Regions from separate parts of the Homo sapiens genome. Here region 2 is linked to region 1. The links are chromatin loops, found by intact Hi-C in ENCODE. Cell type or tissue: Caco-2. All regions are shown on one strand. Each heading gives the region's core, and the rest is flanking DNA. Links, peaks and the distances in the headings are about the cores only.

Region 1 (8,236 bases), core at 3,782-6,281:
GTATTTGAGTTGAGTGGAAGGGGTAGACGGGAAATTATGAGATAGAAATGAGATCATTCTAGAATGTGAAGTGATACAATGAAAGAGAAATGGAGAGAATGCAATAACAGATACGGTTATCAGAGGCATTCCTGATTATGTACTATTCTGATTAGGCTGGAAAGATGAGAAATCACAGGCTTGAGGGTTATAGGGCCACTGCGCCCAGTCTATGGATCAATAATATTTTTAAAAATCAAAATTAATGCAAAAAGTCCACAAAGCATGAAATATCAAAATTTTAAATAAAGACAGGATCTGGCAGTGCTATGCTCAACCATGTTGGAATCAGAGGCCAAAAGAAAAATGTGTGTCTGTATAGACATGCCTTAATGTATTTCTTCAGTGGTTAACTTTTTCCAGAAGTAGATATTATTGATTGATCCAGAAAATATTATTGATGAGCTTGCTTCATTAAAGCCAGTGAAGTTATACTAACTTCTGGTTTTGTTATTATGCAGTTAAAGATTAATTCAGCAGGCTTGAGGTGTCCAACCCTGCACATTCCAAAGAAAGGATGGACCCTTGAGGCTCCCGGGAGATATAACCTGTGAGTTCTTGGAATTCTGCCTGATATGAGTGTCTTTGTCTTCCTAGAGACTTGGACTACCCTAGATAGCTTCTTATTTTTTATTTTAGAGATGGAGTCTCACTCCGTTGCCCAGGCTGGAGTGCAGTGACACGATCATAGTTCACTGCAGCCTCGAATTCCTGGGCTGAAGCCATCCTCTTGCCTCAGATTCCTGAGTAGTTAAGACTATGGGAACATGCCACTACACCCAGCTAATTTAAAAAATTTTTTGTATAGGCAGGATCTTGTTCTGTGCCCAGGCTGGTCTCGAACTCCCAGCCTCAAGCAGTCCTCCTGCCTCAGCCCCTCAGAGCACTGGGATTACAGGCATGAGCTACTGCACCTGGCCTATCCCGGATTTATACTAACGATGTAATTTTTGTTGAAACCTGTTGTTGTTCACCTGGGAACCTGGGCCATGCTGTATTCATTTCACCTCTGGAGGTGGGAGAAATGAAGACTGGCCCCCAGTGAAAACCTTGCAAGTTTGGGTGAGCTTCCCTGCTTGGCAATACTTCCTCCATGTTGTCACACATCATTGCTGGGTGCTCTCCCTACAATTCTCCTTGTTAAGGACAATGGAAGCTTATGTCTCGTCTCTTCTGGACTCTGCCCTGTGCACTTTTTTTCCTTTGCTGATTGTAATCTGCATCCTTTCATTGTAATAAGCCAAAACCATGACTATAACAGCTTTTTTGAATTCTGTGAGTCCTTCTAGCAAATCCTCAAACCTGGAGTCCTGGAGATCCCTTAACACAAGTATAATAAAATATTTAAGCTTAACATAATGTGCATTTTAACAACCCACTTTAAAATTTTTCAATATTTTTTAACTCCTTTAAGATCCTGGGAAAAGTTAACCTTTAAAAATATACAGCTGGGGCTGGGCGTGGTGGCTCACGCCTGTAATCCCAGCACATTGGGAGGCCGAGGCAGGCGGATCACCTGAGGTCGGGAGTTTGAGACTAGCCTGACCAACATGGAGAAACCCTGTCTCTACTAAAAATACAAAAATTAGCCAGGCGTGGTGGCGCATGCCTGCAATCCCAGCTACTCGGGAGACTGAGGCAGGAGAATTGCTTGAACCCGGGATGCGGAGGTTGCAGTGAGCCGAGATCGCGCCATTGCACTGCAGCCTGGGCAACAAGAGCGAAACTCCATCTCTCTCTCTCTCTCTCTATACACACACACACACACACACACACACACACACACACACACACACACATATATATATACAGTTGGGCATGGTGGCACATGTTTATAGTCCCAGCTACTCCAGAGGCTAAAGCAAGAGGATTGCTTGGGTTCAGGAGTTCTGGGCTGTAGTGTGTTATGCTGACCGGGTGTCTGCACTAAGTTTGGCATCAACATAGTGAACTCCCAGGAGCTGGGATCACCAGGTTGCCTAAGGAGGGGTGAACCAGCCCAGGTCAGAAACTGAGCAGGTCAAAATTCCTGATCGAGGCTGTGAACAGCCACCGTACTCCAGGCTGGGCAACATAGTGAGACCCTGCCTCTTAAAAAGAAATACAAGGCTGAGTGCGGTGGCTCATGCCTGTAAACCCAGCAGTTTGGGAGGCTGAGGTGGGTGGATCACCTGAGGTCAGGAGTTTGAGACCAATCTGACCAATGTGGCGAAACCCTGTCTCTACTAAAAATACAAAAATTAGCTGGGCGCGGTGGTGGGCGCCTGTAATTCCAGCTACTTGGGCGGCTGAGACATGAGAATAGCTTGAACCTGGGAGGCGGTTGCAGTGAGCCGAGATTGCGCCATTGCACTCCAGCCTGGGCAACGGAGTGAGACTCCAGCTCAAAAAAAAATGTATATAGGGGCACACATTTTTACCTCTGGCCTTTGGATTCTATATGGCTTAGCATGGCACTCCTGAATCCTGTCTTTATTTAAATTTGTGTTTTTTTTCGTCATGGACCTTTTTTTTTTTTTTTTTTTTTTGCTATTGCATTAAATTATTGTCCTAATGTCTTGAGTACTAAGTTTTCTTGGTGCTTATTTAAATTTTGGGCCTGAGGTGAATGTCAGGGGTAGAGCCTTCCAGGGAAGGAGCCAGTAGCTTCAAATAGCCTGAGGTGAGAATAAGCACAGCATGTTTGAGGAACAGAAAGAAGGGATTGAGGTCGGGAGCTCAAAGTAAGAAAGGAGAAGGGCAGGAAGAGATGAGGTCAAATAAATGGAAGTGGAGAGACCAAGCAGGTGGTTTTTGCAGTAGCCCAGCAGGAAATGGCTGGGGCTGGTGGAGGGTGGCACCACTGGAGATGGAAAAGGTGCCTGATTTGGGATGTGCCTTGGAGATTGAACTATTAGGCTTTGCTGATGGATTAGAATTGAGAATTGAGGAAAATGGGCTGGGCGCGGTGGCTCACACCTGTAATCCCAGCAGTCTGGGAGGCCGAGATGGCGGATCGCTTGAGTCCAGGAGTTTGAGACCAGCCTGGGCAACATGGTAAAACCCCATCTCTATTTCTTAAAAAAATTTAAAAAAAAAAATAGGCCAGGCTCGGTGGCTCGTACCTGTAATCACAGCACTTTGGGAGGCCGAGGCGGGCAGATCACCTGAGGTCAGGAGTTCGAGACCAGCCTGGCCAATATGGTGACACCCCGTCTCTACTAAAAATACAAAAATTAGCTGGGCGTGGTGGCGCGTGCCTGTAGTCCCGGCTACTCAGGAGGCTGAGGCAGGAGAATGGCTTGAACCTTGGAGGCGGAGGTTGCAGTGAGCCGAGATCACACCATTGCACTCCAGGCTGGGTGACAGAGTGAGACTCCATCTCAAAAGAAAAAAAAAAAAAAGAAAAACAGAATTGAGGGAAATAGAGGAATCAAGGATGATGCCTAGCCTAGGATTTCGGCTTGATGGTAAGTGGTGATGCTATGTATCAATATGGTTAAGATTTGGGGAAGAACATGCATGTGGGGTGAAAATTAAGATTTTCATTTTGGTAATATAAGTCAGAGATACCCTTAGACACATATGTGGAAAAGGCAAGTAGGCAGCTGTATGTTTGGGCTGGGCCCCCAAAAGACATTTTATTCTTCTGTAAATCTCTGTAATCTCAGGGAGTGTCTGAAACATAGTGGGTGTTTAACAAATGATGTTTAGATGAATTTTTGTTTAAAGGAATCAGAAATATATAAGACTCAGAGTTAGAAAATGACTTAGGATTCTATGCCACATTTAGATTCTTTTTGGTAGATAACAATTAGTTGCCCAAGAAGGTTGTGGTGGCTACAGGTGATAGAGAAAGCAGTTCATTCAGCCCACGTGCTGCCACTTATTAGACAAGCTTTCAGCGGCAAGCTGGTCCAGAACTGGCTTGGTAAGCTTGATGAGGTTTCAGCACTCTTGCCTTTTAGGGGTTCTGATCACACCTGTAAGGCAGGGTTACTTGAGGCTGCCTGTATACAAGGTTCATTCATTGCAGCATTCAGAGGCAGGAGTTCGTGCTTCTAGTCAGCTTTTTACAACCAGATGTCCTCTTCCACCATCGGCTGGACACCAGGCCAAATTAGGATCCAGCCTTGGGCACCCTCCCTCACGGTGCAGGTTATAGGGCACTCCAGATTCTTGCTCTGGCGTGTTCTGGCAAGAGTGAGGAGTGTCTCTAGCCTACCCCTAAATCTTGAATACCCATCATTTAACCAAAGAGATCCAACTTCTAACATGCATCCTGCAATTTCACAAGTCACCAATAAAAACTCATTTGACATTCAGTCTGTTAGTTAGCCTAGACATGGTGATTGATTGAAATGTGATAGCAGAAGGATGTGTGGTGGCTACATCTAGAGTGTGGCCTTTTGGGATGTGCCCGCTGACTGCCCTGGAATGGAGATTCTTCACAGCCTGTCACCTGGCCACCCCTAGAATTTAAGCTCAAATTAACTGAGTGGGACTGTAGTATTTCAGAGTATATAACAGAAAATCTTCCCTAGTTCCCTGATCTTTGAAAGTGGTAGATGGAAGAGCCAATCCTCTCATTTTACTAATGAGAAATCAGAGGCTCAGAGAGGAAGCGGGACCGCCCAAAGTCACCCCCGTGGTTGGCGGTGCGGCAGCTCTTGGCCTGGGCATTTCTGGGAATAGGAAGATGATAGGGGCTCCCGAGACCCGCTTGAGTAGCAGAGAATTTCACAATCTCTCCCCACCTGCCTGGCTCAGAAAGTTTACCCTTCACCCCACATCACCTGGTAATAAATCAAAATGGAACCATTAAACCAAAGCCTTGCTGTGGGGACCATGTTTCAACCTGATTCTAGGGGAGACTTCCTCTCAGGTGAAGTGAGAGGGATTGAAAAATGAGAAAACGCAGAAACAGAACTAGCTGTTGGGAAAAGTGTCCAGAAGAGGGCGTGAGACGCTGGGGATAAAACATTCCCGCGGCCTCTGCGATCTTCCGGAAAGGGACCGGCAGCTGCTTAGGTGAGAGCCGATTGTGGTGAGGGGCAAGTGTCTGTTGGAGGACTGGAGGCTCAGAACACTTCAGTGGGGTGTGGAGGAGACTGTGCGTTCGCCGACGGTGGTATCACATTTCCTCTGATCCATGTCACCTCATTTTTCTCCTCCCTCCTCTCCATCCAAGCTCCAATAGACTCGTCATTTCATTCTGGGGTTGGCGGGGAGGTGTCATTACAGTTATTTATATACAGCCCGTGAGCCCTGGGAACAGCCTCTAGGGGCAGGAATTTTGGAGGTTCTGCGAAAGCATAAACCACACTGTTATGCCTCCCTCTTCTTCAAAGAGAAGAAGCTAGCCCCACCACCCCTTTTCAGCAGTCAGGATGCCTCCTAGGAAGCAAAGCCGCTCATTCCATTTCGGATTAAAGGCGAGGTTTATGTGAAACACCCCCCAAAGGAAGCACATGACTTACAGTCGTACTGAGTTGTAAGAAACTGATATCAAACCTTCCTAGGGAGCAAGCTTTAAGATGCGGGTTTCCTCCCTCAAGGCTATCAATCCAGCATTTGTGACAACAGCTCTAAGCTTTCTTGGGCACCATAAGCCAGGTGTAAGGAGGGCAGCCACCAGGGAACCACCAGTGATTCCAAGCAGGGGTACAGCCCACCCTCCACCCGGTGGCAAAATAGCATCCTTGACAGTGATAATCCAGCCTCTGCTTGCATTCTTCCAGGGACAGCACGCTCAATTCTTCATGAGATGCCTGGTCCTCTCTTGATGGTTTTTCTTATTTGAATGTTGTACTTATGCTTCATGGTTGTCCAGGATTTATTACCCTGAAACTTCCTCCCTGTGGGCCTGGCCTCTATTAATCAGCTTAATCTCTCTTTCACAAAACTGATTTTTAAGTATTTAAGAACACGATGTCCCTATCTCTCTTGTTGGGGGTCCCCAGTCCTCACCATTCCTCAGACCTCAGAGTCTTTTTTTCCTAAACTAAACAACTCCAATAACCTCCACTCATCCTCACATGTTAGAGCTCCACCATGGAAGAATGTTGGAGCGGAAGTCTGGGTCAGGGGGTCGGGGACTGTGCCAGGGCCTCCCCGTACAAAGAGTAACAGAAGTTACTGCTGAAGCTGCAGAGGCTGGGTGCTAACTTGAAACAGGTGAAAAAATAAGTCTGTATTGTCTCAAGAGAGACTTGGAGATGAGCATAGACTAAACTGGCAGGCTGAAAGCGTTTCACAGCATCAAGATGGTTAACACCAATTTAAATCCTGAATTCCTAAGAAAGTCCTAATGTGAGGAGCTGTGGAAGTGGCTGTCCTCCACCCCAGGGGCTTTAGACTTTCTTGCTTTTTTTTTTTTTTTTTTTTCTGCCAGGGTCTTGCTCTGGTTGCCCAGGTTGGAGTGCAGCGGCATGACCACAGCTCACTGCAGCCTTGACCTTCTGGGTTCAAGCAATCCTCCCATCTCTGCCTCCTAAGTATCCGGGACTACAGATGCATGACACCACACCTGGCTAATATATTTGTGTAGAGATGGGGTTTCCCTATGTTGCTCAGGATGATCTGAAACTCTTGGGCTCAAGTGATCCTCCATCTTGGCCTCCCAAAGCGTTAGGGTTATAGGTGTGAGCCATCATGCCCAGCTGACTTTCTTGCTCTTATATTCTCAAAATGAATTTTTTAAAAGCTGTATGTCTCCATACATTTTGGATATTTTCTAAGTTTCCATAGTTGAAAAGGATGTAATTTTGCTGTATCTAGTCACTTAAAATACTATATTACTGTTTTAAATGAACCCAATGGACTCTAACTGTCCTAGCAATTTGATAACTTCCATTGCCCATTTTTAAAATACACAAACAAGTTATTTAAATCAATTATTTTTTGTTCCTTAAGCCTGAAACTCCATTCCACTTTTTCCACGGAATTTTATCCTACATTTTTTTGTGGTAGAAGTCCTTTTAATAACCACCCTATAATAATTAACCACAACAAAAATAGCTATATAAATTAATATATTTTAAAAATTTCCAGTGGTCTAAGTATTAAAATTATTTTGAATTATCACAAATAGTATTACTGCACAGCTTCAAAAATCTATTCCTATTTTTGTTATAAGTGCTGAGAGGAATCTTGTTTGCATAAATAAATAGATAGGAAGGCAAGTTTTGTTGGAACAGCGTCCTTCAATTCTTTGAATTCCTTCTGAGTTGCCAAAAATTACATAGTGATCCATCAAAAGATTGTTTTTAATAATCTGTCAGCTGACCACTGGCTTAAGTCCTGCTTCAATTTTGTTGATAGCACAGAAGTGGAAACTACTTGAGCTGCAAAAGAATTTGTGGCCCCTTCTTTAGTTACTTGCTTTCTCAACACCAAATTTCTAAGTGTCCTTGTGTGTGGCATCATGCTTTGGCTACCTGGGCAAACCACCATCCTACTACTCAGGAGGTCTGAGAATGTGTCTTTTGCAAAGGGAGAGAAAGGGACCTGGGAACTGAGACCTGAGAATGACCCTTGCCTAATTGCAGGCCTGATTTTTTTCAAATCAGTGTTTAGGAAGAAATACATATGGAGGTATAGGATCTGGACACCAATTCCTTTAAAACAAAATATGGGAATAACAACATGAATAGTCTTGGTGTACAGGGCCCCACAAACCCCAATTTGAAGATGGCCACTTTAGTAGGTATTTGGGGAATGAACCTGCCATCATGAGGAGAGAATTTGCTAGAATGAAATTCTTATCAGTAAGCCAAGGATCACAGAACACTTTTGTATATAATTATATTAGTCATCTATCACTACATAGCAAATTATCCTCAAACGTAGTGGTTTTAAACAACACATTTATTATCACACAGTTTACATGGGTCACAGAATTATATCACAGTTTCTTTAAGGTAGATGCAGCTTTATGGGATCCTTGCTTCAGGGTGGATCACATGGTTGCAATCAAAGTGTCAGCTGGGGATGAGGTCTCATCTGAAAGCTCATTGTATTACTCAGGGTTATCTAGAGGGACAGAACTAATGGAATATATATATGAGTTTATTCAGTATTAACTCACACAATTACCAGCTCCCACAGTAGGCCGTCTGCAGGCTGAGGAGCAAAGAGAGCCAGTTGGAGTTCCAAAGCTGAAGAACTTGGAGTCCGATGTTTGAGGGCAGGAAGCATCCAGTAGGGGAGAAAGATG
Region 2 (8,236 bases), core at 2,781-5,280, 150 kb after region 1:
AGCTAAGGAAACTGGGGCTCAGACCCATTCATCAACTTACACAAGCTAATAAATGGTGGTTAGAATTCCTCTCCGAAGCTGTTTGACTCTAGAGCCCGCACACTTGACCACAGTGCTACAGCCTGATAATTCATATATATGGATAAATGCTGTGCTCTTCTGGACATTGTATTTACATTTTAGCTGGGGCTCTTTGGGAAAGAGTTCTTTAGCTCTGGGGAAATAATCTGCAGGCTGGAGTTTAATGTTTAACCACACACTGGTAGGGAGAGGCCTGCAGCACATGAAGGTCTGTGATACCCTTCAAATCTGTTACCCAGTCAGCCACATGGAATTACATTTTCAAACTTGCTTGCATATTGAATTCATCTGGGGAGCTTCAGAAAACACTACCTGGTTCCCACCCCTAGAGGTTGATAAAAGTAGGATGGGGTGTTGCCTGGCAATGGGAATTTGTGAAAGCTCCCTAGGTGGTTCTAATATGTAGTCAGGATTCAGGCTCTTGTCATAGTTGGCCACCCCCTCCAGCTGTGTATGTAGGAGAACAGCTGCTGGAGCTGGCCCTGCAGTGGAATAAAGGAACAGGTTGTTGGAGAATAGCTTGGTACTAATGCATTTACATTTGATGTAGGCATCTGCCTTCTCTAGGAAATATGTGGGGCTCTTTTCAAAAGAACTTTCCAAAAATCACAAGCTTTTCTTTGATAATTGGGTCAGACTTGCTATTTTATTTACTTTGATATGAAGGAATTAAGTGTTGTTAAAATAGGATAGTGACAAATTGAGTGGTATGGTAATTGGGTTGTATGAGTGAGTTTGTCTGTCTTATAGTCTGTTGGCTTATAGTAAATCTGGTAGTGGTCAGATTTGTTTGAAGACATTCCTTGAAGGTGAGAAAAAATTAAGAGGCAACACAGATCTTTGGTTCTAGAGAGTTTGGCTGGCTCATAAAATAATGGCCTTCTGTGAAAATATTTTACTGCTTTTTCATAGACTAGTAATGTGAACCGATGCCAGGAGAGAGCATGTACAAGATACTGTTTGCAATCTCTACAACCAGAACAGTGTGTGTGTGTTTAAACTGAGAAAAAATTTACATAATATAAAACTAACCATTTTAAAGTGAACAATTTGGCTTTTAGTACATTCAGTGTTTGCAACCACCATCTCTGTCTGGTTACCAAAACACTTTCATCGCTCCAAAAAGAAACCCTTCCCCTCCGAATCCTTTCTGTCTCCAAACCTCAGGTCATGTCTGCCTTCCTCAAGTCGTTCCCAGCTACTGTGGTCTTGTCTCTCCCTTCTTAGTTCATGTGTCTGTTTCTTGGCCATATATTTTATACTCATCATATACTGCTTTGTACTTGATTACAGAAGCAATGCATCTCGCAAAGCCAGCATATGAGGCAAAATTTGATTATGGTTAAAATTACCCTTGGAAGATCTATAAATTTCTCATTATATGCAGTATGGATGACATTGGGTAAACAGCCCTGCTCAGTAATTTATAGACACTTTAAACTGAGAATCCATAAAGTAAGATAAAAGTGAGGAGGCAGAGCGGGGAGGTGGCAGCTGGCAGCTGTGAACCATCCTGCACAGAACAGGGGGTTCACTTCATTCTGATTTAACAATGAACTGCTATAATCTCAATGTGTTCCACGTGTCTTTATTGTGGAGATTGACTGGACACATATCTTGTGCCCAATATTTACTAGATTTGCATCTAAAGCTTGCTTGATCAGATCTGCATATACAAAATCCTTTTCAACATCATGGAAGAATTTGGCTACCAACTTTCTCTCTTCCAAAGTCGGCATTAACTTGTTTTCCCCTCTCTCCCTGTCTTCCTTCTCTCCACTGGATAGATGTTACTCTCCTTAGGAGTTGGTCACATCACCCCATTAGGGCATATTTTTATGTGAGTTATCGACCCAACTAAATATACATCCCTTAGGTTCAGGAGCTACATCTCCATGTTCATACTTTGTTACATGGTACTTATCACAATGTGTTTTAGGTATAAACCAGGTGCCCCATGAATGCACATTCTCTGTTCACTGATTCCTATACTCAGCATGAACATTTAGTGAGCATCTGTTCCGTGCCAGGATGTGCTAGATCCTAGGGATACAAAGATGCCCAACAGTATATTTGGAAGATCTTGCTGTAATGAGGTGAAACTGATGTGAAAGAAATGACTGCAAAACCAGAAGGAAAGATAATCATAGAAGAATTTATAGTGGCAGCTTATGGTTGGGTAGGGCTAACTCTATAGGGAACAGGGAAGGAAGTGATCAGTGAGGAGATGGTGCTGGAAGTTGGACCCTGCCCACATGGACGAGTAAGGTAGGGCACTGTGGCCTGAGGAAATAGTAAGTACAAGGACAGAGGTTGGCATGCTTTCCTGTAAAGGATCAGATAGTAAACATTTTACTATGTGTTTTTTTTTCTCCGAGACAGAGTCTTGCTTTGTCACCCAGGCTGGAGTGCAGTGGTACAATCTCTGCTCACTGCAACCTCCGCCTCCCGGACTCAAGCGATTCTTCTGCCTCAGCCTCCCAGGTAGCTGGGATTACAGGCACCCGCCACCACGCCCGGCTAATTTTTGTAATTTTAGTAGAGACAGGGTTTTACCATGTTGGCCAGGCTGGTTTCGAACTCCTGACCTCAAATGATCCACCTACCTCGGCCTCCCAAAGTGCTGGGATTACAGGTGTGAGCCACTGTGCCCGGCCTACTGTGTTTTTAAAATGGCTTTGAACCATAGGGTCTCTGTCATTACTTTTTGTTTTTTGAGACAGAGTCTCATTTTGTTGTCCAGGCTGGAGTGCAGTGGCACAATTGTAGCTCACTGTAACCTTGAGCTTCTGGGCTCCAGGGACCCTCATGCCTCAGCCTCCTGAATAGCTAGGACTACAAGCATGTACCACCACATCTGGCTAATTTTCTTTTTTAAGTTTTGTAGAGACAGGGTCTTGCTATATTGCCCAGGCCAGTCTCAAACTCCTATCCTCAAATGATCTACCTGCCTCGGCTCCCAAAGTGCTGGAATGATAGGCATGAGCCACTGCACCTGGCCTTCAATTCTAGCATTAAAATGTGAAAGTATTAAATAGATAATACATCAATGAATGAATGAATATGGCTGTGTTCCTAGGAAACTTGATTTATGGACATCAGTATTTGACTTTCATGTGATTTTTTTCATGTTATGTGAATATCCTTCTTCTGAGCTTTTTTCAACCATTCTTAACTCATGGGCTATAGAAAAACAGGCAACACAGGCAGTGTGCTAGATTTGTCCCATAGCTGCAGTTTGCTGACATATTCTCAAAGGCAGGGGAGAGTGAGATGATGTTGCAGGAATGGAAGAGTAAGTAGTTAGTATGAGGATTCTGATGTGGTGAGTCTGGGGGAAGCTGAAATTCTATGCTTCTAACCTGCTCCTAGGTGATGACGATGCTGAGGTCCTCACCTGGAGGAGCAAGGAGCTAAAGTACCATTGGGGTCCCACTGTGCCCCTTATGTTGTGATAGGTTTTGTGGGTATGGGACAATATGAGAAGCCAATTGTATGCCTACCAGGTGCTCTCAGTCTCTTTAGAGAGGAGAGATTTATATAACTAGAAAGGTACATGAACTCCCCTAGAATAAAAGTTGAGATCAAGCCAGGCAACGAGATTCTTCAGTGCTGGATGCAACTAACCACCCCACGAGTGGCATATGGGCCACAGGGTGATGGCCAGCAGAGTCCTTGGCTGAGCTGGGACTAGGCTCCCTGGCTTCCAGGATCTACACAACATCACCTCCGTTCGGTTCCTGTTGGGATTTTCCTGTTCCTTTCTGGTTATTCCTCATTCTGTTATCTTGAGCCATTCCTGGCATGATTTACATGGAGTGGAGACTTTGCTTTAGGTAAAAATTTCTTGGGTATGCTGGCTGAAGGGGGAGTCCCAGGAGTGGAACTCAGTGACAAGAGAGCTGTGGTGAGGCTGAAGGACAGACACTCACCTGAAGCTTAGGGACAGCAGCTTTAAAGGTCATCACAGCTGGATGGATGGTGGACTTAAGCCATAGTGGAGAAAGTGAGGACACCTGGGGGTAGAAGAAATGTTGACAGTTAAGATCAGCAAATGCTCAGAAGGTTTTCTCTGGAGGTACCTCAGAACATTCCTTATATTTTACTCTGGAGCTCTCAGATGCAATAAAGCTCTTTGTTATTTTAAAGCTCTATATTATTTTACTATAAAGATATGATAATATCTTGCCATAAGGCAGCAGGCTTAAGAAGCAGGGAGAAGGTTAAGATTCTGTGAATTTGTTTCTTAGTAATGAAACAGATGACTTTGGCTTGTACCCTGAGTTGGGATGTCAAGGATGCAAAGTGGTTGATGTTTGCTTTCTCATTGACTGGTATTCTGATTCTGTTGCCTTACAACTTTCACTGTTCCATAGTATATTAGAGACAAGTGTAGGAGGAGTCAGGATCTTGCTTTAAAAAAAAAAAAAAGCCTCTGATTACCTGGAGGAAAACACTGCTTTGAAAAAAAAAGTCAGGACCAAAGTAAAGCCAGCTGGCCGCATGTGCACAGGTGACAGACTGGCCCAGGGTCTGTGCTCAGCTGTCACTCCAGGAGTGAAGTGGATGATACTGACCCAAGCACATGTTCTGGTTGAGCTTTTGGTCAAAAGAACCAGTTGTTTCAGGTTTCCTGATAATATTCTATGGCCAAAGAAGCCAGATGTATGTGTGTGTACTGACGGCTTCTACAGAAAATAGGCCCTGTGGAAGTTGCCTACCTATGAGATGAAAATGCAGAAATTGTTCTGACAGCTGTGCAGTAGGATCCCAGGAGATCCAGATGCTGCCATTCAGCACTCATTAGTGTCTCTGGGAGCTTTTATGTCACCTCAGATCCTGACTGAGTTGGTCTGAGGTACAGCCAAGAATTGATATTTTCCAGGCTCCCCAGGTGATTCTGACTGCAAGTAGGGCTGGGAACCTCCTAGTTATGTTGAGAATGTGCTGGGCAAGTCAGACAGTTAATCCTGTATCACTACTTTACCAAGGGCTGTGTTCTTTCCTGCCAGAACTTGGCCCCATTCAGTGACTTTGTCTGCAAATCAGGATAGCTACTTGGTGAAGGTGAGTGAAAGTTTTGGGTTTATGGCTTAAAGAATGGACAAATAGGCCTGGCATAGTGGTTCCTGTCTGTCATCCCAACACTTTGGGAGGCTGAGACGGGAGGATCACAGGAGTTGGAGGCTGCAGTGACCTGTGATCACACCACTGCATGCTAGCCTGGGTAACAGAGTGAGACCCCATCCGAAAAAAGAAAAAGAGTGGACAGATAAATTCAAGTGGCTGACAACTTGAGGATACTTAAATACACTTTCCATTTGCCGACCACTTTCTTTCACTTCTGCAGGAAAATGACTTTTTCTCTGAATGCAGAATATCAGCAGAGATTCCCAAGCTTTGAACATTTGCTATACTGTCTTGGCTTTTCCCTGTGTTGTTTTGTTTGTAGCCTGCTAAATAACTCCCTCTGACATTGCTATTTTGTAACACCCTTTGAGATAATGGTGCAATATCTAGTGTATATAAACAAATGCAGGCTCAACAGTCTCTTGGGTAGAATTTTAATTTCATTGATCTGCAACGTTCTTTTAACATCTAAAAGGTGCCCTCTGCTACCAGTCCTGTGAGTTGTTCCCCTGTTATCATGATATCGGATCACGTTGTGTCCTGAAATGAGAAGGTGGGGAGATGTGTGCAGATAGCTTTAGAAGTTCTCCTGATGGGCACTTTCTAGGTAGTGACACACATTTAGAAATCTGAGAGCTTTGTTCTGTATCTAAGTTTCTTCTGTTTTAATCTTTCAGTGCACAAGGGTCTGGATCCCTGACCCTGATGAGGTATGGCGCTCAGCTGAGTTAACCAAGGACTACAAAGAAGGAGACAAGAGCCTACAGCTCAGACTGGAGGATGAAACGGTAAGAGTGAGTCCGGGGCAGGGGGGCGGGGGTGAGGTGGGGCAGGGAGCTCAGGTGTGCAAGGAACAGGAGTAGATAGTACATTGTGGGCTGGAGTTTTCCCTGGACATTGGAGCTCTTGAGCCCTTGGATTCTTTCTTGTTGCTATTGATGTATGTGAAAGTGCTAAGCCAGGAAGCTGCTCTATGGATGTCACACAAAAAATAAGTGTTTATTGGGGTTAGCAGCTGAGAGATCATTGGTGATCAAGGCAGGAATCTTCAGTGGAGTGGAGGGAACAGGAGGTTGAGACCTCACTGGGAAGTGAGGGAGAGGAGCTGCTACAAGGGTCCCTGCAGGGCACAGTGGTTGGAGCCAGCCTGCCTGGGTTGGGATCCTGGCTCAGCCATCACTAGTTTTGTGACCTTATATCAGTTCACAATCTTTCTGTGCTTGTTACTTCATCTATAAAATGGGAGTGCTAGTTTATCTAGGGCTGTTTTGAGAATAAGATGGGTTAATATGTGGCAAGTACTTAAAACAGTGCCTGGCACATAAGTGCTCCCTATGTGTTAGCTGCTGTAGTGAGCATTTTTTATTTTTTGACCTTCAGGCTGTTTCTTTCAAGTGGAAGACAAGGTAGTAACTATGAAATTCTATTCCTCCTAATATGTCTGATTTAGTTTACCTTCTCATGAGCCTTTTGTGACCACTGCCTCTGCAACTGGTGCATTTCACAAATAATGGATGCTCACCCTATATGCTGTGCCAGGTCCCAGGGGGCAGATGGGTAAACGGTTGTGGCCCTGCTGTTTCAGATAGCTCAGTGCTAAAGGGGGGCAGTGAACATGAACACAAAAGGGAGACAAAGTATTATGATAAATGGCAGTAGGCATGGAAGTGAGTGCATGAGGTATAGGAGAGAAAAGGAACCCACTCTTTTTATTTTTAAAGAGATGAGATCTTGCTGTGTTGCCCAGGTGGGCCTGAAACTCCTGGGTTCAAGTGATCCTCTTCCTGCCTCAGCCCCTGGAGTAGCTGGGACTCCTCTTGAGGAGAGGGGGTTTTGGGAAGGAGCTGGCCATGGAAGATTCAGGGTGCGGTGACCAAGAGTAGGGTGTCCCAGGCAGGAACTGTGTGTGCCAAAGCCCTGAGACCTTCTTGTGTTCCAGGAAAGGGAAGGAGGCCAGTGCATCTGGGAGCTGTCGGGGAAGAGGACTGTTGGGTGGCTTCAGACTGAGGATGCAGGCAGAGGTAGTTCATGCAGGCTTTACGGTGGGGGAGACGACTGGGAGAAAAATAGGTTTGGAAGAAAATGGTTGGTAACAAATTAAGGGTTGGCTTTGGGATGGATTGAGTTTGGGCTGCAGAACAGACATTGCTTGGAGAAAAGGTTTGGGTTGGAGATACTGTTTCCTCTCTGAATGGCAACAGCACTAAAAGTGTGTACCATATCCTCTGATCATTTCCTGCCTATTCTTGGTCTTGTCTCCTTTTCTAGATGGTTGGTGATTAACTTGTTGATTGAACATCCTACCACTAACTTCTGTTTTGTATCAACTTAAGCATATCACTTGGTAAACCCAGAACATGAGCTTATTAGAAAACGTCTGTACTGAGGTGTGCACCCCTCACATTCCTCTTCCTAGTAGGCAGCTTTCGCTAGCCACCTCTTGCTTTTGAGATGAGAAGCACAACTCCCAACAGATGGAATTATGTTTACCATGTTGAATAACTTCCCACCCCACCCCCAGGAAAAAAAAATGAAATTAGTCCACCCACTTGAATGGTGTATCTTCTACTCTACTCCAGCAGATTTCGTTTCAGTTGATCTTTTCTAGTGGGTGGGTGTTTTTAAAAAGTTGCACGGAGGTAGTGAGGAATGATCTGCCATGTTGCTAAAACAGAGCAGATGCTCGCCCACCCTGCTGAAAACGAATTTGGCCCTGCATGACTAACTGTGGCAGCTGCCCAGACCCCATCTCCTCCTTCCCCTGCTACAAGGCCAGGCAGCATGTAATTGGAAGGGAAGCCTGGCTCTAGAGATTAGCAGTTCTCGAGAAATAATGGGCTCTGAACATCTGAGTCTGTCCAGGTTGCTCATGGGCAGTGGCTTGTCCATGGCTGGCTCTGAGCTATCATTATGAGTGACTTGGCAGAGCTGTGGACTAGAGGCAGGAGCACAGAAATTACGTGGCCACACTTTGAATGCAGAGAGTCTCCTCTGAAGCTGAAATTATCCATGGTGTACTATGCTG

The links. Hi-C counts contacts between places; a loop is a spot of excess contacts. Peaks named below come from ENCODE experiments on the same cell type or tissue, not always from the same donor. Only the 100,000 strongest peaks of a DNase experiment are listed, where the experiment ranks them.
Region 2: a loop joins it to region 1, with 8 times the contacts of the local background. A loop is called at or near these places in 16 of 110 quality-filtered maps.

The regions. Positions count from the first base shown.
Region 1 is chr18:50,200,893-50,209,128 of GRCh38, reverse strand. It overlaps the pseudogene RN7SL310P. Among named protein-coding and RNA genes, the nearest start is that of MYO5B, 9.9 kb to the right of the region's middle. In Caco-2, for the core only: no CTCF peak of the experiment used is centred there; a DNase peak (open chromatin) is centred at 5,018.
Region 2 is chr18:50,053,031-50,061,266 of GRCh38, reverse strand. MYO5B (myosin VB) reads left to right here. Exons shown (of 40, transcript NM_001080467.3): 2 at 5,889-5,999. Among named protein-coding and RNA genes, the nearest start is that of MIR4320, 69 kb to the left of the region's middle. In Caco-2, for the core only: no CTCF peak of the experiment used is centred there; no DNase peak of the experiment used is centred there.